2 separate regions of the Homo sapiens genome follow, and region 2 is linked to region 1. Evidence: chromatin loops called from intact Hi-C (ENCODE). Cell type or tissue: heart right ventricle. All regions are shown on one strand. Links, peaks and the distances in the headings refer to the core of each region. The heading gives the core; the rest is flanking DNA.

Evidence for each region. Hi-C counts contacts between places; a loop is a spot of excess contacts. Peaks named below come from ENCODE experiments on the same cell type or tissue, not always from the same donor. Only the 100,000 strongest peaks of a DNase experiment are listed, where the experiment ranks them.
Region 2: it touches region 1 in a loop (2.9-fold over the local background); 3 of 110 quality-filtered maps call a loop at or near these places.

What each region holds. Positions count from the first base shown.
Region 1 is chr13:110,132,375-110,143,369 of GRCh38, reverse strand. LOC101927712 (a long non-coding RNA gene) reads left to right here and starts at 4,756. Exons shown (of 3, transcript XR_931726.3): 1 at 4,756-5,234; 2 at 10,170-10,280; 3 at 10,780-10,995. It also overlaps the pseudogene LOC124903272. RefSeq lists a silencer at 4,782-4,861 and enhancers at 5,790-6,404, 6,405-7,019. In heart right ventricle, for the core only: CTCF peaks have their summits at 4,741 and 5,509 (motif pointing right); DNase peaks (open chromatin) are centred at 4,724, 5,101, 5,486 and 6,259; H3K4me3 peaks cover 1,729 bases; H3K27ac peaks cover 4,027 bases.
Region 2 is chr13:109,237,658-109,248,652 of GRCh38, reverse strand. No RefSeq gene overlaps it. Among named protein-coding and RNA genes, the nearest start is that of LINC03061, 22 kb to the left of the region's middle. In heart right ventricle, for the core only: no CTCF peak of the experiment used is centred there; a DNase peak (open chromatin) is centred at 4,840; H3K27ac peaks cover 3,892 bases.

The DNA.
Region 1 (10,995 bases), core at 2,861-7,860:
CTATTATCTCCATGTCTGTGAAGCCTGTAGCAGCATTTATTATTTCTTTCCTGATATTGAACATTTTCATCTTCCATCTTTTTCTTTGTCAAATTCTTTAGAAGTTTGTCAATATTATTGATCTTTTCAGAGAACCAGCTTTTGGATTTATTGATTTTTTTCTATTTTTTCTGCCTTCAATTTCATCAATTTTTTCTCTTATCTTTATTATTTCCTTTCATGTTCTTATTTTGTGTTTATTTTGCTCTTCTTTTTCTAGTTTCTTAAGGTGTAAGCATACATGATTAATTTGAGACTTTTTTCTTTTTAAGCATAAGCATTTGATGCTATATATTTCCCTCTAAGCACTGATTTACCTGCATCCCATGAATTGTGTTATGTTGTATTTTCATTTACATTCAATTCAACATAAGTTTTAATTTCTTTGATACTTCCTATGATCCATGGCTTATTTGGAAGTATGTAGCTTAGTTTCCAAATGTTTGTAGATTTTTCTGTTATATTTCTGTTTTTGATATCTGGTTTAATTTCATTATGAACACAGCACATACTACATATGCTTTCAATAATTGTGCATTTGTTAAAGTTTCTTTTATTCTTTCTTGGTGAGTGTTCCATGTACAATTGAAAAGAATATGTATTCTATTAGTGTTGGATAGATTGTTATATAAATGTAGTTTATGATCCACTTGGTTGATGGTATTGTTCAGTTCTTTTATATCCCTGTGATTTTCTGTCTATAGTTCTGTCATTTATCGAGAGATGAATGTTGAAGTTTCCAGTGTGTTTTATGGATTTCTAAATTTCTTCTTTCAATTGGAACAGTTTGCTTTTTCTATTTTTAAGTTCCATTATTAGGGGTGCACACCGTTAGTATTGTTCTGACTTCTTGGTGAGTCAACTCTTTTACCATTATACTACCTGCCTTTTTATGTCTGGGAATTAGTTTTTGCTCCAAATCTACTTTGTCTGATATTAATATAGCCACTCCATCTTTCTTTTGATTGGCATTTGCTTGATAAGTCTTCTCTATTTTGTTATTTGTATCCTATCCATATTCTTATATTTGAAGCAAGGTTCTTTCTGACAGCATATAGTTGGGTCATATTTTTCAAATCTGTTCTGGCATCTTTGTATTTTAATTAGTGTGTTTAGACTGGGCTTGTGTTTAAAGCAATTATTGGTATGTTTGGATTTAAGTCTAGCTTTTTATTATTGATTTTCTATATGCTACTGTTGATTTTCTCTTTTTCTGCCTTTTTTGTTATTTACACATTTTCTAGTTTGCTATTTTAGCTTACTTGTGTTGTTTCCTACATTGATATATTTTTAAAACCCAAGAGAAGAAAAGTGTTTCATATTTACCCAGCTATTTCCAATTTATATTTTACTTTCTTTATTCTTGATATTTCAAAGTATCTTTTAATATCATTTTTCTTATGTTTAAATAACTTCCCTTAACAATTCTTTTAGAGAAATGTATACTCTTTTAGTTTTTCTTCACTTGAAAAATGTCTTTATTTCACCTGTTCTGGGTATTTTTTTCTTCATTTGAAAAATGTCTTTATTTCACCTGTACTGGGTATTTTTTTCCACTGGACATAGAATTCTAATAGTTCTTCGCCTTCAACAATTTAAATCTGTTGTTTACTTTCTTTCCTTCTGGCCTCTATTTAGTGTCTGATAATAAACCCTGAATCATTCAAATCGGTGTTCCCCTCTAAGTAATGTGCTGTCTCTGGCTACTTTTAGGATTTCTCATTCTGTCTAATTTTCCGACATCTAATTATGACATGTCTGTGTGTGGATTGGGTTCTTTAGCTTTGTGAGTCTGTAGATGTATGCCTTTCTCTTATGGAAAAATGTTGGTGTTTGGGGGTCTTTGCAGGCCAATGACTGGGTCAGGTTCCAGGCTGCAAGCTTCAATTCACCTTCTATAGGTAGAACTGTTTTTGCGGTACTATTCAGATCTGTCCTGCATGCGTGCCCACCAACGGCCTGTCTGGGTGTGGGCAGTGTGGGCAGTTTTCAGTTTGGTAGCTGTTTAGAGTCAGATCCATGCACGCGCACATCAAAGATGAGTCCAGGAGTCCATGAACAATTTTACTGGATCTCCTTCCCTCATTCCACCGTCCCACTGAACTCCCCATTACTTTTCAGAGCCTAACATTCCTCTTGTTGACTCCTTGTTTCTAAAATTGTGTCTTTACTTACTCTGCACATAATTTCTGTGGCTGCAGCCATATCTGGGCTAAACAGCAGGAGAACTGGAGAAAAAATATGGTAAAATTGTCCTGCTTTGGTGGCACATCTAAATCTGGTTTTCTTCCCCAGTCTGTCTGCTACCGTTCACTGACAGAGTCCTCTAATAGCTGCTCCATGCACTCAGCAGGAGAGACAGGCTGGGGTGGCCTGCTAAACTTTACCTGGGACTGGCACCAGCCACAATACAGAGTACTTGTTTTGATGGTTTTAAGTATGATGGTGATAAATGGAAGAGAATGAAACGGTTCAACTTTGGTCATTTAAAAAATCTTTTCACTCTCTTTTCTAAAGCTTGAACATACCATAGTCTACCAATTTAGTTAACCATCATTCATGGGCTTTTCGATTTTAATGGCTGTATGCTGGCTCTTTCCATGCACTTTTTCACTCTAGCTTACTGGACTTTAAATTACATGCATTAGCTTGTACTCATTAGGGGTACCATCGCTTTTACACCAGAATTCTTAAAGCCTAAGACTCAGTGCACCCATCCTGTATCTGAACCCAAGAGTCATTTTGTCGTCCTCATGAAACTAGACAAATCTGAGTTCAGATGCTGACTCTGCCACTTACAAACTTGTGACCTTGGGTAAGATATAAAACCTCTCAGAGATCTGCACAAATTAGGTCATTTTTACTTGTAATTCTTCCAAATCAGAATCATAGACTGAGAAGGATTTACAAAAAAAGAGAAAACCTGTTTGGCTGTATCACTTATCATCCTTTTACTCATTCTCTGCTTCCTTCCATCTGTTCCTTCCATCTACTCATCCATCCATCCATCCATCCATCATCCATCCACCATCCATCCATCCATACATACATTCATCTGTTCATCCATCCATCTATTCATCCATCTGTTCATCCATCCATCCATCCACTGATCCATCTCTTCATCATTCATATTCTGCGTGCTTATTATTTCCCAAGTACTAGGTTAGGTACAGGATAAATGGAAATCGATAATGTCGTCCTTAAGAAGTGTTGTGCAAAAAAAAAAAAATAATAATTGTGGAAGAAACCTGTAATTTGTCAGGTTAAGGAATTAAAAAGGAGTTATGCAATAGATAGGGTGAGGTTGAGGGTTGGATTACAAATGGAATAAAGGTTGCCCACATCTGAGTGTTGCCTGGAAGATTAAATGAGAAATATGCAAGACGAAGTGCACACGGCATCTCTTCCTTCATCCAGGCCCCGAGTGAGGTCCAGGGATGCAATGTCACGGCATAGCCCCTGCCTCAGGAGACTTTATACCAATGTGGATTGTTTCTGCATTCTCCTTTACACGTGTGTCTAAATCATTCTGAGGATAATTTTGTGGTCAACTTCATTTCTACCTGAATGACAAATTCCCTATATTCAATTCCCATGATGCAAAAATAGCATTTAGTTTTATTGGGCCTAAGATGATCTCTCTGCAATATTAAAAGGTGTCCCCTAGAGTAATTTTTAAGTATCTGAGGTTTTGTTAAGATCATTCTTTTCATAATTCATATCTTCTTTAACCTTTGTTATTCCAGATTTAAGAGATGTTTTCAAGTCGTGTTCTCAGAAGCTTCTGATCCTTATCCTTCTGATCATTTGAGTTATACCTGTCTGACTCTACTATGTCTCCCTGCTGCTTTGATAAAAGACAATTTCACATACTGTGGAGGTCATCAGTCAATCTAATGTTTATTAATCATCCCCTCATTTCACATGGCTTTCTCTGGACCCCTTGGGAGGAGACAAGGTAATAAATCCTATCCTCCATCCCAGGTTCATGATCATTTGGATAGACAAGGTATATATAGAGAAAATATTTAATAATTAGAGTCCTGAAGGAGGGACTTTGCAGTGAACTTCAACATCTCAAGCCTCCTTCTTCTCCCACTTCCAAACCACCCTGAATCACGCGGGAGAAGTGAAAATATCTTTTAAAGACATCAAGAGAAAAATATTTCACAAGCCTGTTCGATAACTTTCTGAAAACACTCATTGTTCAGGGTGCTGCTTAAATGATCTTTCTGCTTCTGCCGGTGGCAAGGCCCCTCCAGCTCTGAAAGCATGCAGAGGACAGCCCATTGTTCCCTTAACGCCTGAGCATCAATCACCTGGTCACCCAACACTCAGCCAGCTCTGCGCAGAATGTTTCTAAGTGATTTTGACTGCAAGACTTTTCGCCATTGGGTCCACGTGGGAACCTCTCCCTCTGGCTCTCCTTACACCTCCACATGGGTGGACACATGGCCCCGGCCTCTGGAGGGATGGAGAGGGAGGGTGCTTCTGGAGAGAGGAGATCTGATGGGGCTGGGGTCTCTCCAACCCTGCACGTGGCACCCTGTGAACTCACAGCCTTTCATACCAGCTCCTTCCCTGGTCCTTAGCCCTTTCGTCAGTGCGGTTTAGGGCAATGGTCACCTGAACGTTTGTTTTGACAGTCACAAATTCCCAGAAACAGGGAAACGGAACTCGCTAGCGACGTTGTGTGGATGAGTTTGCTTTAGGCTGGAACAAGCCTTGCCTTTGGGTAACGGGCTTCCGGGTGCGCCCTGGCCGGCTGTGTGCGCGCGGAAGGCGGTCACCTGGGCCCCCTGGGCGCGCGCGCCGCCCGCCCGCCCGCCTGCCCCGCGCGCACCTGCAGGAGGCTCTGGCGCGCTCCCTCCCTCCCTGGCTGCGCTGCGAAGGGCGCGGGAGAGGGGGATTCTAGCAGCGCTGAATCACTTTCCCACAGCCTCTGCGTGGGGAGCGCTTCCTCTGATGCACGCCCTATTTGTACTTCCTGAGTGCGCGTGGACTGCGGGCCCTGCTCGCCGCAGACTTGCCCGAAATAGCAGCGCGCGGGCTCGGCTCCCCGCGCCGCCCGCAGCATCTGCCTCCCCCTCCCGCCTCGTGGGCAACCGGGCGCGGCTGAGTCACGGTGACACTGAGTCACTCGCCAGCGTCAGGAAATGCCTTTTTTAGACTTCCAGTTTGAAATGGAGCAGCAGGTGACTTTTTAAATTCGGTTTTGTGTTTTATCTTCAATTTCCCTGGGGGCAGTTCTTGCTGGTTTCACATTTCCCCACGACTTGCTGCTTGGGGCAAGTTCCGCACCAAATGTACCTAGGCGGAGCTCCGCCTTAAGGGATATTCATTTTTCCGATGTAAATGAGGAAATTCTGCAGACTGGTTTTGAAGCAGTCTTCGCTAGACACTCCATGCAACAGTGTGTATTTGTACGTGGGTGGACGGCTTGCTATCTGTGACGCGTTCCCAGGACAGACTGCAGGTGGCACCAGGGTCCCCTGATTGTGAAGTTCCACCTCTGCAGAATGGCTTAGGTGCAATTTATAGCAGCATTGCCCTTTTTAATTCAGTGTTTAACAAGGTTAACCTGAAGCAGGTTACTAGGTGCTAATTAGGATCTGTGGCCAGGTCAATGCATTTTTTTTTTTTTTTTAAACGGGTAACTAACTGTGTTGGAAAGAAAGTGGATGGAGAATTATTCCAAATATACTAAATGAAGCCTTTCACCAGAGTTTGCAAATATGAATTATAACAGTAAAAATACAATGAGAACTCACATTTTTAAGGAATTACAAATGAGCATCCGTGGCACTGTATGCGTCCTTACTGTCGTTGGGCGGTTTCTTCCTAAAGAAAGAAGCCCTCCTTGGTACTTAAAGAAATTCAACCTCTAGCGCCCTGTGCCTTCCCCCATGTCACTGTTAACAGCTACTGCCACACATGTATCTAGTATAGGAAGGATTGGCAGCCTCACCTTGTTGCATGGAGGGTGAGTGCTCCTGGAACACGTTAAGGAACTGAAGTTGCGAACGTGGTGAGGGGAATTGCCCTCAGAAGCAATACGGCAGGGGAGTCCTGTGAGGGTGGTTTTCTCAGCTTTGCTGGGGTAACAGGACACATTGGCTGGGACTTTCCCCATTGTCCAAATTCCTAATTAGAGCCCCAGCTAAAGCAAAAGAGGCCACAGCGCCGCATATTCTGAAGAGAGCTGCCAGCAGTTGGGGGCAGGGTTCCTGTCCTGCTGAAAGAGCCCAGCTCTGTCAGCCAACCCAGCTCTCTCCAGGCTGCACCCCTCTGGAAGAAGAGAGGAGGAGAGAGTGGGGGAGGAGGCAGGAGACTCCAGTCTGCAGGGGTCCTGTGCTTTCCCCTCTGGGAGGGGACATCTTCCTTGCCAAGTTCCCTGTCTCCACACCCCACGGCCACAGGAACATCTCAGACTTTGCGGGTGTCTCTAGCCCTGGCTGGATTCTGCTCGCACCCCCCACACCCATCTGAGGGGGCAGTTCAGAGCTGGCGGAGCAAGGCACACCCACAGCTTTGTGGGGGCCCGGGGCTGTGAGCTTTGTCTGGGGCCTGTGGGAGAGAGCTTGGCTTGAGCTCTCCTGGCTCTCTCCACAAAGAGTCTTCTCTGGGGAAAGCTATGAGGTATGCTTTGGGGTGTGAAAGGAAAATTAATCTTGGGGCCCCCAAGTCACTAAGCTAATGGGAAAAGTCAGGCTGGGAACTGCTTAGGGCAAACCTGCCTCCCATTTTGGAAAGGCTCATCAGAAACTCAAAAGAGTGTGACCATTTGTCTCTCACCTACCTGTGACCTGGAAGCCCCCTCCCTGCTTCGAGTTGTCCTCCCTTTCTGGATGGAACCAATATTCATCTTACATGTATTGATTGATGTCTTATGTCTCCCCAGCCACCTTGGGCACACACCATCAGGAGCTCCTGAGGCTGTGTCACAGGCGTGCATCCTTAACTCTGGCAAAGTAAAATTCCTAAATTGACTGATACCTTTCTCAGATATTCAGGGTTCACAGGGGGGCAGGGTGTGAAGCGAGAATGGAGAGAGAAGTTTGAGGGCTCTCCAGGGTGGAGGGCCTGGGGAAAACTCATCTGCAGACCCCCTCACCCTCACCCCGAGAATGCCTGGGGACCACAGAAGGCTCAGGGCAGTGTGGGGAGGGCCTTTACTTCCACAGTTCAGCTGTAAAAGGCTGGTCCCTTCTCCCTTGCCCCTGCCTGGTCCCCAGCCGGGAGGAGTAGGATGGGAGGAGGAGGAAGGAGAAAGATGCAAAGAAAGGCTATGCCTGCTTCATGTCCCTCCAGCCCAGAGTTCTTGTTTGTTTGTTTGTTCTGTATGTTGTGGCAATTCAACAGAGCCTATGGAAATCTTTTTAGAAAAAAATGTTTATTTTAAAAAGGCATGTGCTAAAATACGTAGTATTATAAAGAAAACTATATTAAAATGCACTTATCAAAATATTTAAAAAATTATCAACATAGTAATATACATATTTCTTTATTGATACATTAAATAATACTGTCTAGAAGACACATTTTAGAATACTGCTGAGTATAAATAATATTTCATAATACCTGAAATTATTGTAATATGATACCTATTTTTTCTATTGGTGACAATGCCTCAGATACTGTTAATACTATAGTGGTTTGTGGCCTTTAGTCATAATTGAAAGAAATGCTACATTTCAGAAGGTTGGTGAGAGTAAACATGTACTTTATCCCCCATCCAAGTTCATGGATGCTGGACTCCATGGAGCTGAATCTGAGGGTCACTGCGACAAGAATGGGCAGGGCCTGAGGGTAGCACAAGAGGATAGCTTTTATCTAGACTGGACTGGACTGTCCCTAGTCCCTAAAAGGAATCCAAAAGCTCAGGGATCTGTTCAAGTTAGTGTTAAGGGATAGGAACCACCACTTTGCACAGTGCAGTTTGCCCTGAGTGCAGGCAAGTGAGCACTTTCGTCCCCCTCAGATGTCTGTTTCAGTGTATTTAACAGAAACGCATGGGCTTTGAAACTGGACTGCCTGTGTTTGAATTATAAATGAATATGGACAATTATTTACTTACTCTGAACTCAGTTTCATCACTTGTAGAACTTTGTAGGTTGTGGATAAATTAGATGACCTGTGTAATGCGCTTAGAACGGAATGTGGCAAGGGTTTGAATGTGGGCCCCTGGGCAGTGTGACTCCCCCACAGGGTCCTTCCCCCACGTCCTTTCTCAACTCCACGAGGGTCTGTGGGTTAAAGAAGGATCAAAATGAGCCCTGTGGTTTCCCAGCAGATGTGATTGTTCAATTCTCATCATGTTGCCGTTGCTAGCAACCTGGTTATAAATAGAAAGAAACTCATGTCCTCGTTGCTATGTGATCCCCATGGCTCATATGACACAATGTCCCAGGGAAGCCAACCTTCGTCGCTACAAAATAGCTTCCTAAATAGGCCAGCAGGCATTATTAGCATCCTAATAGGTTCTGTTGATGAAGTCATCCTTATCAGGTAGTATTCCAGGGGCTTTGGGTGGCATCATTCAAACACAGTAAGCCCAGCAATGGTCCATTTTAATTATCGCTACGCTGAGCCCTGACTTAGAAATGTTGACTCCTCTGAATGTCCAGCTTTGTAACTTAATATTTGTGAGACAAGGACAATAACGCCTTCATGGCCTTTTAATTTTCCCAATTGTTTTGTATGAATTACATTAAGGAAAGTCTGAAGATACTAAGATTTCCAACTTGCTGCTCTGTGTTTAAGGTATTTATGCAGGAACAAGGTAAACGCAAAAACCAAACACAGGCCACTTTTTAATACTTTGTGTTTTATTTTGTTTTACTTCAGTTATTTAATGATAGATTTCCTTCTTCCACTTTTGTATTCTATTTCCCTCCGTCCTTTCCAAATGGGATAGTTCTGTTTAATTGAACACAATTATATGAAAAACACTTATTACTTTTAAAAAATTAAAAATCATCGCTTCTTAGGCTTTTGGCTAAGATCGAGGGTAATATCTGTTCTTATCAGTTTAAAAAATTAACAAGAAAGTATAAGAGTTATACTTTTATTATAAAAGTATAAGAACATTTTAAGAATTATAAATAAAAAATTAGGCAATTCAAGTAACCGGTTTTTCAATCATATTGAAACTTATTTTCAAAGTAAGACCCATTCTAATAGATCTCCCAAATGAAAATTACAACTTGTGACACATCCCCCAGTGTCCCTGCGCCCTGGCCATCCAGGGAACCTGAAGGGCCCTGTTCTGCTCCTGGGGCTTCACGCACCCTTCCTGACTTTGTGTTAAGCATCTGACCTTTGTGTTGGACTTGATCACGAAGTCAGACATGAGAATAAGTCTCTGTGTCAATTAGCCTTGGTTGAACAACAAGCCAACCCAAACATGACTTAAACCATTTTATCTGCTGACTGTTGCGTAGATGTGCACACGTAATTTGAACTGGGCCCCCCAGGATGGCTCTCTATGGTGCTGGCTCATTCAAGCACCTATCAGTGGATGGTCAATTGCTTCACTTATATCTGGCATTGGCTGGGGGGCCGGAGGCATATCCTGCTCATCGCCCTGCAGCACAGCCTCTTCCTGTGGTGCCACACAGTCAGAGTTCCCAAGAGCAGCAAGAGAGAGGCCTCAGTGCAAAAGCACTTAGCCTCTGCTGATGTCACATGTGCTGATGCTTCCTTGGCCAAAGGAAAGCACATGGCCAAGCCCAGATTCAGGGCTTGGTACCATGAACTCTACCTCTTGAGGTGGGGACAGGGGCCACAAAGTCACATTGCAAAGGGATGCGAATATAGGCGCAGAAATAATATACTGTTTTTCTTTTTATTTGCCATAATATACTTATGTGATATCCTTATCTGCCATAATATCCTTAACATAATGTTAAAGATTGATCATATATTCCTAAGAGAGAAATAGGATCGTATAATTCTAACCTGTCACAATATTATTGACATTTTACTGGACTTTCTAGACATAAAATGAAATTCTAATTCCCAAGAGCTTTTCCCCCAGTATTTAACATTCTTTTCTGGGCTAGATTTTTCGCCGGTCTCCCCTCTCCTTTACTACCAGGTTATTGAAGCTGTTCTTTTAAAACTACAAGGAAGAAGAAACAGAGCGCTCCCGGGAAATGTTGAAAAAGCAGAGCCCCATTCATCACAGCACAGGTTGAAGAGACCAGCTCTCCCCGATATTGGCAGAATTTCCATCACAGGTGAGGGTGTGTGTCCTACAACCCCAGCATTTAACTAAAAAGCAATTCTGTGTATGAGCTTCACGAAAAGGCAGAAATGAAGCAGTGCCCATAGGGTCTCCCTCCCTCGCCCTGCCTTCTCCTTTTAAATGCAGCTCTCTCCTTCCTGGGCCAGGATGATGTGGAACCGTTGCATGCGAGGGTTTCTAAGGGGGCGTTGTGAGGAGTCATCATCAGCAACCAATACTGCCGTTCTCACCAGTGTGAAACAGGCAGCCCCACCCCAGGGGCAGGCCCTCTTCCCCTGTGCCCTGGCCTCCCTGGCTCCAGGCATCCTGACTCCAGCCGAGAGCCCCCACCCTTTGCTGAGCTCTGAGTCCTGTCCAGCTGAGCTCCCTGGGGGCCTGTGAGTTTCTGCCTCTTTTCCTGCAGCCTCCTGTGCACTGGCAGGTGGCATCTCTGCCACTCTCCTTAGAGATGAGCCTACACACTCATTTTCTCTTTTTTTCTCTGGACAAAGGAATAAGCTTTTGAAAAGCAAACTGACAGATGAGAGCAGTGAAATCCACTGAGTGGGCCGTGGAGAACAGCTGTGTTTGAGAGGCATCTCAGCGATGTGAATGAGGCCAGGAGGAGCCATGAAGACGGCACTGCCTGTGGGGCCCCCGATAAATGATGGCACTGAGCAATTGGCAGGACTGTGGGCATGGGAGGGGTCCCTAGGCCCCACCCCCCT
Region 2 (10,995 bases), core at 2,688-7,687, 890 kb after region 1:
TCCTTACATATTTTAACTTTGGCACCAAAGCTTGCACGTAGTAAGCTGCAACCTAACTGGATGTGTAAACAGACTGTAACCTACTCTTGTACAATCGCAGAGTTTCAGCCACTCACAGGCAGCCAGCTGTTCAAACCATATTCAAACAAGCAAATGTTAGGAGCTGTAACCAATCCAGTTGTTTCTGGACTGTCCTTCTGTTTTCTGTACATCACTTTTCTTTTGTCTGTAAATATTATCTGACTATGTGGCTACCCTGGAGTTGCTCTGAACCTATTCTGGTTTGGGTAGTGCCCAATCGTGAACTGTTCTTTGCTCACTTAGACTGTTAATTTGTCTAAAGTTTTCCTTTTAACACCTTTGTCAGTATGTAATTTGTAGCTTTGTATATTTATAATCTCTATTGCTATGTGCATAAAGTTTTATGAATATTATTTATTCTTAATGAATTGAGCCTTTGATTAAATGACTTTCTTTATCCTTGATATTCTTTGCTCTGAAATCTACATTATCTGATACTAATGCCATCACTCCAGTTTTATTTTTATTGGTTATAGTATAATGTATATTTTATACTTTACTTTTAAACTTTTTAGTGTCTATGTTTAATGTGTGTTTGTTTTATGCAGCATAGAGTTGGGTCTTGGTTTTTTGCCTAATCTGATCATTTCCATCTTTTAATTGGGATATTTAGAGCATTTACATTTAGTGTGATTATTGGCATGGTTAGGTTTAAACTAACCATCTTGCTACTTGTTTCTACTTGTCCCATCTGTTCTTTTTTAATTTTCATTTTTCTCCTGCCTTCTTTTAGATTGAGCATTTTTTTATAATTCTACTTTATCTGGTATGTTACATAGATATAATAATGTTATATATATAATGGCATGCGATAATATGTGTAATGTTATATAAATATAACATTTTATTTATTTTACTGGTATATTTAGGGTGTATGGTATGCATTTTAATGTATCACAGTCTAACATCCATGATATGATGGCACTTTACACATACCAAGAGAATCTTACCATAGTATATTTCCATTTTTCCTCTCCAGGCCTGTGCTATTATTTTCATACATTATACTTACACAGGTGTTATAAATCCCACAATACCACAGCATTTTAAAAAATTCAATTTTCTTTTAAAGATATTTTTGAAATAAAAATATCTTCTAGATTTTTCCATGTAGTTATTTCCAGTGATCTTCATCTAGTTGTGTAGATTCACATAGCAATTTTGTATTATTTATCTTCTGCCTGAAGGACTTCCTTTAACATTCTGCTAGTGACAAATTCTTTCACATTCTGTATGTCTGGAAAAGTATTTCTGCTTCCTTTTGAAAGGTATTTTGCTGGTTACAGAATTCTAAATTGACTTTTTTTTCAGTACTTTGAAGATGTTTCCCAGCTCTTTTGTCACTTGCATTGCTTCTTATGAGAAATCTGCAATCATCTTTATCTCTGTTCCTCTACATGGAATCTTTTTCCTTTGGTTGCTATTAATTTTTTTTCTTTATCACTGTTTTTGCACAATTTGATTCTGATTTGCCTTAGTACAGTTTTCATCATGATTCTTATGCTTTGAGTATGTCGAGTGTCTTGTACCTGCAAGTTTCTCATTTTCATCAAATGTAGAGAATTTTCAGGTATTCTATCTTCCAGTATGTCCCCCTTCCTCCCTTTTAGGGGGTTAAATTTCATGTGTTTTAAGCTGCTTGAAGTTTTCTCAGAGCTCATTGGTACTCTTTAACATACTTAAAAAAAATTATATTCTATATTTCATATTGAATGGTTTGTATTCCTATTTCTTAAAACTCACTAACTTTTCTTCTAAATACATAACTGCTATTAATTTCATTCAGTGTATTTTTCATCCTACATATTGCAGCTTTCATTTGTAGAATTAGGAACTGGTTCTTTTTTTTATGTCTCCCATATATCTGCTTAACTTTTTGAATGTATAGTTATAATAACTGTATTAATATTCTTGCCTGCTAATTCTTACATCTGTGTCATTTCTGGATCAGTATCAGTTGACTGATTTTTCTATTCTTTAATGATTATATTTTCTGCATGGTAATTTTTGATTGATTGTCAGACATTATGAATTATATCTTTTTGGGTGCTATAAACTTGTGTATTTATATAAATATTCTTCATTTTGGTTCTAGTATACAGTTAATTATCTAGGAAACTGATTCTTCCTGTTAAGAATTGTTGGGAGGGGTTGGAGTAGTCCTCAGTTTAGGCTAATTATCCCCCTTCACTCAGACAAGACACTTCTATGCACTCTACCCAGTGCCCTGAGAATCAGGACATTGTCAAGTCTAGCTCAAGGGAAGAGGCATTGTTCTCTGACCTTTGTGAGTGTCAGATAATGTTACCACTAATCCTTTGGGTGATTATTTCCCAGCCTTGGGTGGCTTTCTCACATGCAGAAACATGTCCTTAATCATCTGAGGACCCCAGGGTGCCCTCTGCAACCCTGAAGAGCCCCCTCCTTGCAGCCCTCTCCTGTGAACTGTAGTCACTGTGGTCTTCCAGCTCCTCCTACTCAACTCAGAGGGACCACCAGTACACACCTCAGCTCCCCTTTCCTGATCTGTGGTTTGTAAAATTCTCAAGGCCGGAACCTGGACAAGTCTTTGGAGCTTATTTCATTTGTTTTCTCTCTCGCAAGGACAGATGCCTCATATCCTGTGTCTTGAAAACCTTTGTTGTATATATTTTGTCATTTTTTTAAATTCATGCAAGAGGATAAATCCAGTCTTTCTACTCCATCTTGGAGAGAAGCAGAAATCTCTGTCATATATCAAATTTTGCATTAACAATTTTGTATTCCTTTTCTTAAAAATGCCCCTCCATCTTGATTGTATAATCCAGTGTTACAACACCTCCACTCACCAAAATACAAAACAAATGAATAGATTGTAATCTCACATGCTAAGTGCAATAATTGATACATATTGATGTACCTCACATGGTCTAGAGGTGGGGAAAAGATATGTGTTGGAAAATCACCAGAGAAGGAGACAGTCAAATTGTTTTTAAATAGTAAACAAAATCAAATATAGGTGAGGAAGAGGTGGTAAGAAGCAAAGTGCAAAACTAGGGAGAACCTGATACCACCCTCCAATAGATGGTTTTCTAAGAGAGAAAAGAATTTATTTAAAATCCATGAACATAAGAAAATAAAGAGAGTCACACATGGCCTTATATTATTGTCAGGTAAAAAGGATGATAGGAGACATAGTTCACATTAATTCAAAGTGACATTTCCTATTTGAAATAAGAAAGATCATTTTGAATTAATGATATTATGCAGCAGACGATGGCTACTTGTATGGGCAGTTAGGAAGAAGAAGAAAGGGAAGGGAACGGAGGAAGAGAAGTGGGAGAAAGATGAAGAAAGAAAATGAGAAGGGGGAGGCAGTAAACTCAGCTCAATTTCAATCAGAACAATGAAACTATTTCATAATTATAAGAACTGTTTTCCATGAGAGTGAACTTTCCCACAGACCCTTCTCCAATCCATGTGGCGACATTGAGTTTGCTCTCCGTAGCCTTGCCCGTCTACAGACTCATTCCCCAAATACCACCTGCCATGTGTTAGGCTGTCAGGTAAGTGTTACCTACTCACTCCATCATGCTTCTGCTTCTTTAAGACTTTGCAGATTTTCCCTTAGCACAGAGCTGGACCCTCTGCAATAAAATAAGTTCCCATTTATTGCCAACATTCTTCTCCTTACTCACTTTGCTATAACCATTCGTAACCGTAACAGATTTTCTCTTTCTTCTTGACAGATGAATTCTTTTTGCTTTTCTGATGTTGGTTTATATGACGGTTGTTGTGTGCTTACTCCTTTTATAGAAGCGGGAACAGAAGGGAGCAGGGGAAAGCGTTGTAGGAAAGAAACCCCCAAGAGTGCATAATAACCCGCCAACCTTCCCTTTCTCTCCCTCCTCTTTTAATGGTCCTGGTCTCCTGGCATCTACAGCCCAGAGAAAATGCAAACACATGACACTGGGCCTTACTGACTTACAAAAAATCCCAGGGAGTCGCAGTGCAATAATAGGTCTTATTATTCCTTAACATTTAATAAAGCCTGCAGTGATAGATGCTGAAAATAAAATAAGCTGGTGTGGTATCTGCTTTTTGAAAAGCTGAAATTCAAAAGACAGACCAGTGTAGGCAAATCATACAGATGGACAAAGAATTGAAGAAAATAGGAAGGAAGGGGATAGAGACAGATGGCTGACTCCATGGATTTTTTTTTTCCCCTCCAAGATAATTCTCCTGGCTAAGGACCCCAGGACACTCCAGAAAGATTTTTTTCTTTTCATTTTTCTTTTCTTTTTTGTTTCATTTGCTTGTTTGTATTTAATCAAGGTTTGCTGTAAACAGTGAAGCCAAGCTTCTCTTAATCACGCTTGCCATTAAGGGCTTTAAATACAAAACTCCTACTTAAAATTACAATTATACTTTGATGAAAAAATTTCCCAGCCCACTCCATTTTACATTTTTCCCATTGGTTTTCTAAAATAGGACTGGAAAGTGCTAATAGAGTGTTTTGGAACTCAGAGTTCTTTGTGGTTTCATAGTCTCAAAAAAACCGGTCCTCCTTATTGCCTTATCACCACTAATCAGGGCTTATGTGTGACTTGAAAATTAGAACTTTCACACATGGCAGGCAGGAGACACAGAGGCACAGTCTCATGAAGAGATACCTAAGCATTGATGTGACTGCTAAGGACAGCATATTCCCCTGAACCCGTGTGGTTCTGGAAGCCCTCCAAGTTATTAATAGCGACAGTGACAGGGCTGTACATTCTATTGTTTCCTCATCGACGAGAACGGAATGTTAGGTGGTGGGGATTGTGGCATGGAAAGTATGTGAGCTGGCTGTGTTGCATTTCATTTTCTCCTTTCGAGGGCTTTCTGTCCTTTGTGCTTTTTACTGCTGCTCGTGGCAAACGCCTTAGTGGATGATGAACAAGAAATGACCTCATGGAAACAGTGTGGTGGTGACCCACAGCTGATTTAAAATAAGGTGGACAGATTTTGATCACCCTCCCAATGTATACAGCAGGAAAGAGAGACCTGGTTTCACTAGAGTTGGGTTGATCCAGTCCTCCTATGCTGAGTCATTGGATTAAAATGCATGTCATGTCCTAGGCTAGCCTCGGATTTCCATCTGGTCAAAAAGAAAGCATTTTTGTTGCTACTGGGTTTGGGATTAGTGCAAAAAGGGGAGTTCAGATCTGGATGAACCAGGCCCACTTGTCCTCTCAGATAAAGCCAGGGGAGGAGCACAGAAACACACTTGGTACCCTGAGATGAGATTAAATGCGGAGGTGGATGAAAACCACCAAAGGTAGCTTAAAAAACATCTGAGCTCGCACAAAATAATTCACTCCTTCATTAGTTGTTAATGCATTTCTCTAATTGCTTATTCAAAAGGACATTATTTCTTCTTTGGTGTCCCGCATACACAGTTTTAAAATGCTTGCAGACGTTTTACCTGGCTCTTTGCATTAAATTATCTCATCAGTCGTAATTGATCTTCACTTCTCCGAAGTTTTCATGGCACATGGCAAACTGGGATGTACCCTTCCTCCTCCTCTGTGTTCTATCAGTTATTTAATCTCATCTCCAAGCAACATGTTCTCGTAATGGCTAGATTTTGGTCTAGAACAATAGCCTTACTGCTATTATTCTTTTACTCAACAGTCCAGATTGTTACGTACCCATGATCTGGAGCTCTGGACTTCTTGGTTTTGTGAACCGCAGGACTCTTGCAAGTCTACTGTGTTAGTCCGTTTTCACACTGTATTATAAATAAATACCTGAGACTGGGTAATTTATAAAGAAAAGAGGTTTAATTGACTCAGAATTTCACACTGTTGGAGAAGCCTCAGGAAACTTACAATTGCGGAGGAAGGTGAGAGAGGAGCAAAGGCACGTCTTACATGGTAGCAGGTGAGAGAGAGAGACAGCAAATGAGTAAAGGGAGAAGAGCTGCTTATAAGACCATCAGATCTCATGAGAACTCACTCAGTATCATGAAAATAGCATGGGGGAACTGCCCCCATGATCCAATCACCACCTGCCCACCAGGTCTCTCCCTCAACACATGGGGATTATGGGGATTACAATTTGAGATGATGTTTGGGTGGGGACACAGAGCCAAACTATATAATCTACCATGTCATAAGTGCTCAAAATATGGATTAATTGATTGCAACAAGAAGCCACGTTTTTCCTTTGCAATTTATCAGTTAGCAACTCATTCACTTTGAATATTTTTTTTTCTTTTCTCAGAATAATCAGAGGGAAAAGGTCATTATAGATGAAACAAGTACATAACAAATAAACTTGAAAAAAGTGACACTATCTGTCTAATTAGAATGGCTTTAATGGCAGTCTGTATTTAAAATGTGCAATGCAGCAGCATCTAAGGGCCTTTTTAATTGATTTGATTTCATGATTTTCCTAGATTTTATAAAGACTCATAAACCAATGTCTTAAATTTCATTTTACAGTTATTGCCTTAATTTTAGATTTCAAAGTATCTTTTGACACCTTCACTGGTGTGCTCTATCCTGGAAGAAATATGCATTCACAGATTCCATACCTCCCCCTTAATTCCCCACTTGGTCAGATTAGATGTTCATTTCTATTATATCATCTTTTAAGCCTTACTTACATTTTTAAGAAGATACTATTTTGACTTTGATAAATTCTGGCACTCTGAATTCATTGTGTTTCTTTGTCTTTTTCCTTAGGCTTGCCCTAGGCAAGGTCTAACACTGTCAAATCATTAGAGGGAGGGCTTTATTCCCAATTTCAAATCATTTTTATTGTCATCATTCAAAAAGAAATGGCTGTCTAGGGGATAAGTGTCAGTGCGTACTTTGAAGATGATGGGCATATGTTTCTATCTCAGCTGATTCTTGAAGTCACTTTTCTGGTATTTTTTTCTGTAAACTTATGTATATATTCATAAAATTTACTATTTTACTTTGAGTAAGTTTCATTCTTCCCTCTGATTAGAGACTTGTCTTCTCTATCTTTTATACTTTCTGATTGGGACAAAACAATCTTTTGGCTATTCTATCTCATTTTTTCAAAAGCATCAATTATCCTCTTATGATCCCCTTATGATAAGATCATAACATTTTAAAGCTATTGTTTAGAAATGTACTACACAGCCTTTCACCTCCTTGTCCCCAACTGTCTCTCTTACTCTTTCTCTCTTTCCAAAAATAGCAAGCTAACTACTAAGCCAAAAGCCACATCCAGATTCCTATGGCTCCTGTCCACGTTCACTATGGATGAATGCGTATCAGACTTCTTTGCTCATCATGATGACTGGCCTATTAATTTTATCTTTTCCTGAAGTAAAATAGGAGAGCAAATGGGATGCATATTTATTCTTTTGTCTTCTTTACCTCAGGGCTGTCTTAAATCACTTAAGAAAAGCAAAAGTTAAGTATTTTGCTATTAGAGAGCCATAAATAGTTAAGTAACAAAGTAGTAGTAACTCTAGATAGAATAATGATAATTAATGTTTGCACAGTTTGCTACTTTCACCTGTACCATTTCATTTACTATGCATTTTTACTTCCTATGGCAGATATAAATATTACCCTTCATTTATTGTTGGGCATACTGAGGGTCATGTCAGTGCAATAAATATTTCATGCGCAAACACTCAGCATATGGGAAGGAAATTATACCATGTTCTGACGTAAAATTCTATTTCAGATGTTTGTTTTCTCCTTTCCCTTTTCTTCCTTCTTTTTAAAATACAATTTAAGTTTCACCACCTTTTCATAAGTGAGTATCTACTCACATTTACTATGATTTCTTGTGTGTTCGAAGAATTCTGGTATCCTCCCTTTTAATCAACATTGCTCCTAAATTGCCTACTCATGTTTTAATTCCTGCCTCTTTGTTATTTAGTTGGATTAGATTTTCAGTTTTTAATTTTTTTCTCTACTTGCTTGAAATGTAAACTGTCAATATCAGTTATTTTGTGTTCCTCATAAAAATTTAATATGAAGAGTCCTCGGTTTGGCCAATGGGAGCCGTTTCAAGCCAGCTCCTGTTTTCTGATGTCATGACTACTTCCTTGCTTTCTGATTCAACAAGCTATTCCAGGCTTACCACATATTCTTTCTGCTCCAGAGGTGAAATCCACCATTTAGCAACCTAGCTCTGTGTGCGAGGTGCATGCACTGCTGCTGGGGTTTGTGATTTCCAGGTGCGTTCAGAGGCTAGAGCAAGGGATGTTTTTATGCCTTATTCTGAAACCTTCAAATCAAATCTGAAACCACGGGCTTCTTCCTCATCTTTCCTCATTCTATATTTGTATCTCCCTTCTCCTACAGTGAGAATGGAGATACCTAACATCAACATAGAAACTCATTTGTTCAACCCTGAAATAGATACAAAATAGCTTCAGAATAATTTTAATAATACCATGGTGTCAACAGAGTGGCTAAGTTCAAGATTTCTTTAAACTATATTCTAGTAAAGATGTATAGTTAGAATACTTGTTCAAAAGCTACTTGAATTAATTTTTTTATTATATGTGATATGGTTAGTAATTTGATTTAAATCTTGGTTCACTTCCATCAGTTTTTATTTAGTTTTAGAGTTTACTTATTATTTTGATTAACTTGTACTTTTTAATATATAAGGCATTTAGATGCATCAAAAGTCAAAAATTATGTAAGAAAAGATACTCAGATTTCTTATTCCCAATTCTATTACTTCCACCCCATTTTCACTGATCGTCTATAATATTTCATGAGGTTTGAATATATAGTCTTTTTAGTTTTCCTTTTTTCTGACATAAAGTATAGCATATGTCATATATTCTTTTCCAATTTCCTTTTTTTCAATAAACAATGGATGTTTGAAATCACTCCCTATCAAGCTGTAGGATCTTCCTTTCTTCTTTTTAAACAGATGCATGTAGTACAACACTGTGTGGAGATATCATAGTTTATTCCATCAGTTTCCTATTATTGAATATTGTCACCAATATTTTGCTGTTGCAGATAATGCTGCAATGGTTGACCATGTGCATATGTTGTTTTAGATTTGAAAAGGTGCCCTTCAACATAAATGAGTAGAAATGAGATTGCAGGGTCAAGGGCACATGTAATTTTGTTAGATGTGACGAAATTGCCTTACATAGTATTTGTAGCATTTTGTGTTGGCCATCAGAACATGTTAGTGAACTTTTGAATGTTTATAAATCTGAAAGGTAAGAAATTGGTGTCTTTTATATTCTTAAATTTGAAGCAACGGTAGTAACAACAGCACGTTCCTGTCTAGAGACCAATTCTCTCTTTCTTCAGAAAGTAGACCCAGCATTTCATGAGCCTTGTAGTGTACCTGCAGATGGCTTTTATTCTTCTTCCATTTAAATCACAACATGATTCAATATCCTACAACCTATGAATTTGATTGTAAATATTACTGACACTTAGACTTACTATACATCTACATAAAAGGAGTACAGGAAAGAAAATAGAAAAAATAAGGAAAACTGTAGTTTTCCAATTTGTGTTCCAGTATTTATTCATCTATCTACTAGTCATCATCTATCTTTCAGTCCTCTATTTTATCCTCCTATATGTTTTGCTCTGTATTCCTCCTTATGTGCATATATGTACACACAAATAGTAAAACAAGCAAACTATATGGATAGCAGCTTCCGTTCTTGTTTTGAGCTAATGTGGCACTTCTGCACTGGTGTTTATGACTTGCTTTTTCCATGATCTCTTCCATGTTCCTTTGCTCTGGGCAAAGAGGATTCTTCCCTTGTGAAGCACCCCAACCTAAATTATTGCAGACCTACTGTACTCTGTTATTTAATTTACACTACAGGACATGTGTTTAGTAGGATATAAACTATAGAATCCCTTTAATTCAAGCCATATGTATTCCTCCTACATTGCATTTTCCCTTGACCATAAAGACAAATGACTCTTTACACAGAATCCACTGTTGGTCTAGGGTTATGGGGGACCCACCATGAACATGTGACCTGGGTGTCAATGGAAGGACTTCTTCCTTGGATCTCAAGCCATTATATTCGTAGAGTCCAATGTTGAAATCACATAGATTGTGTGAGCATGCTACTCAGTGTGAGAATGAGCTGTTCTTCTCATTTCCCGTCCTTGGATCCCTTACCCATCTGTGCTGGCTATGGAAGAATCAGTACCATATATTGTCTCTGTTTGAGGAAGTAAACTTCAATTTATTGGACAACACACCTTCTTTACACGGTGTTGAATACCAGCTGGTGCTATAACTAGGTCTTCAGTGGGCCATGTCATCATTTTTCAAGGCCAAAATGCTCCTGAGTAATGAAAGCCAGTGGATACCATGAGCATCAGACATCAGCATACTTACTTCTCTATAAAATGAGGCTTTAGGTCAGAAGAATTTTATGTGATACTAAGATGGTTGTAAGGCATTCTGTGACTTTATGGATGGTATTGCTGGAAAAAGCTTGGCAAGAAGAGATGACAAATTCACCACCAGAATGTATCACTACAAGCAAGGATTCATCTTCTCCTCCATGATTGCAGAGGTTCATTTTCATTAACCCATCATGGTCAATTAAACATTATAGGCTGGTGCCTATGGGTTATAACAGGTATAACCCTGAGGTCATAACAGGTATTCATTATTGGTCTCATCTTTTGGAAGATTGGGCATTTAGAAGTTTCAGCAACCTCATAAGACCTTCTGAGCAGCAGTATGTATGTTAAGCCATGCTTGATCTTCATCACCTTTGCTATGGCCACTTTGTTCAAGTCTTTTTGAGAATGTCTTTGGGGTAGCTAAAAAATGAGGCTGACTGACATCCACAGAGTGGGCTTGGTTTGCACAACATCCTCCAAAATGAGTTCTTTTGGAGAATATTCACGTGACTCAATTTTGAAAGCTCCAGTCTCATAATTATTT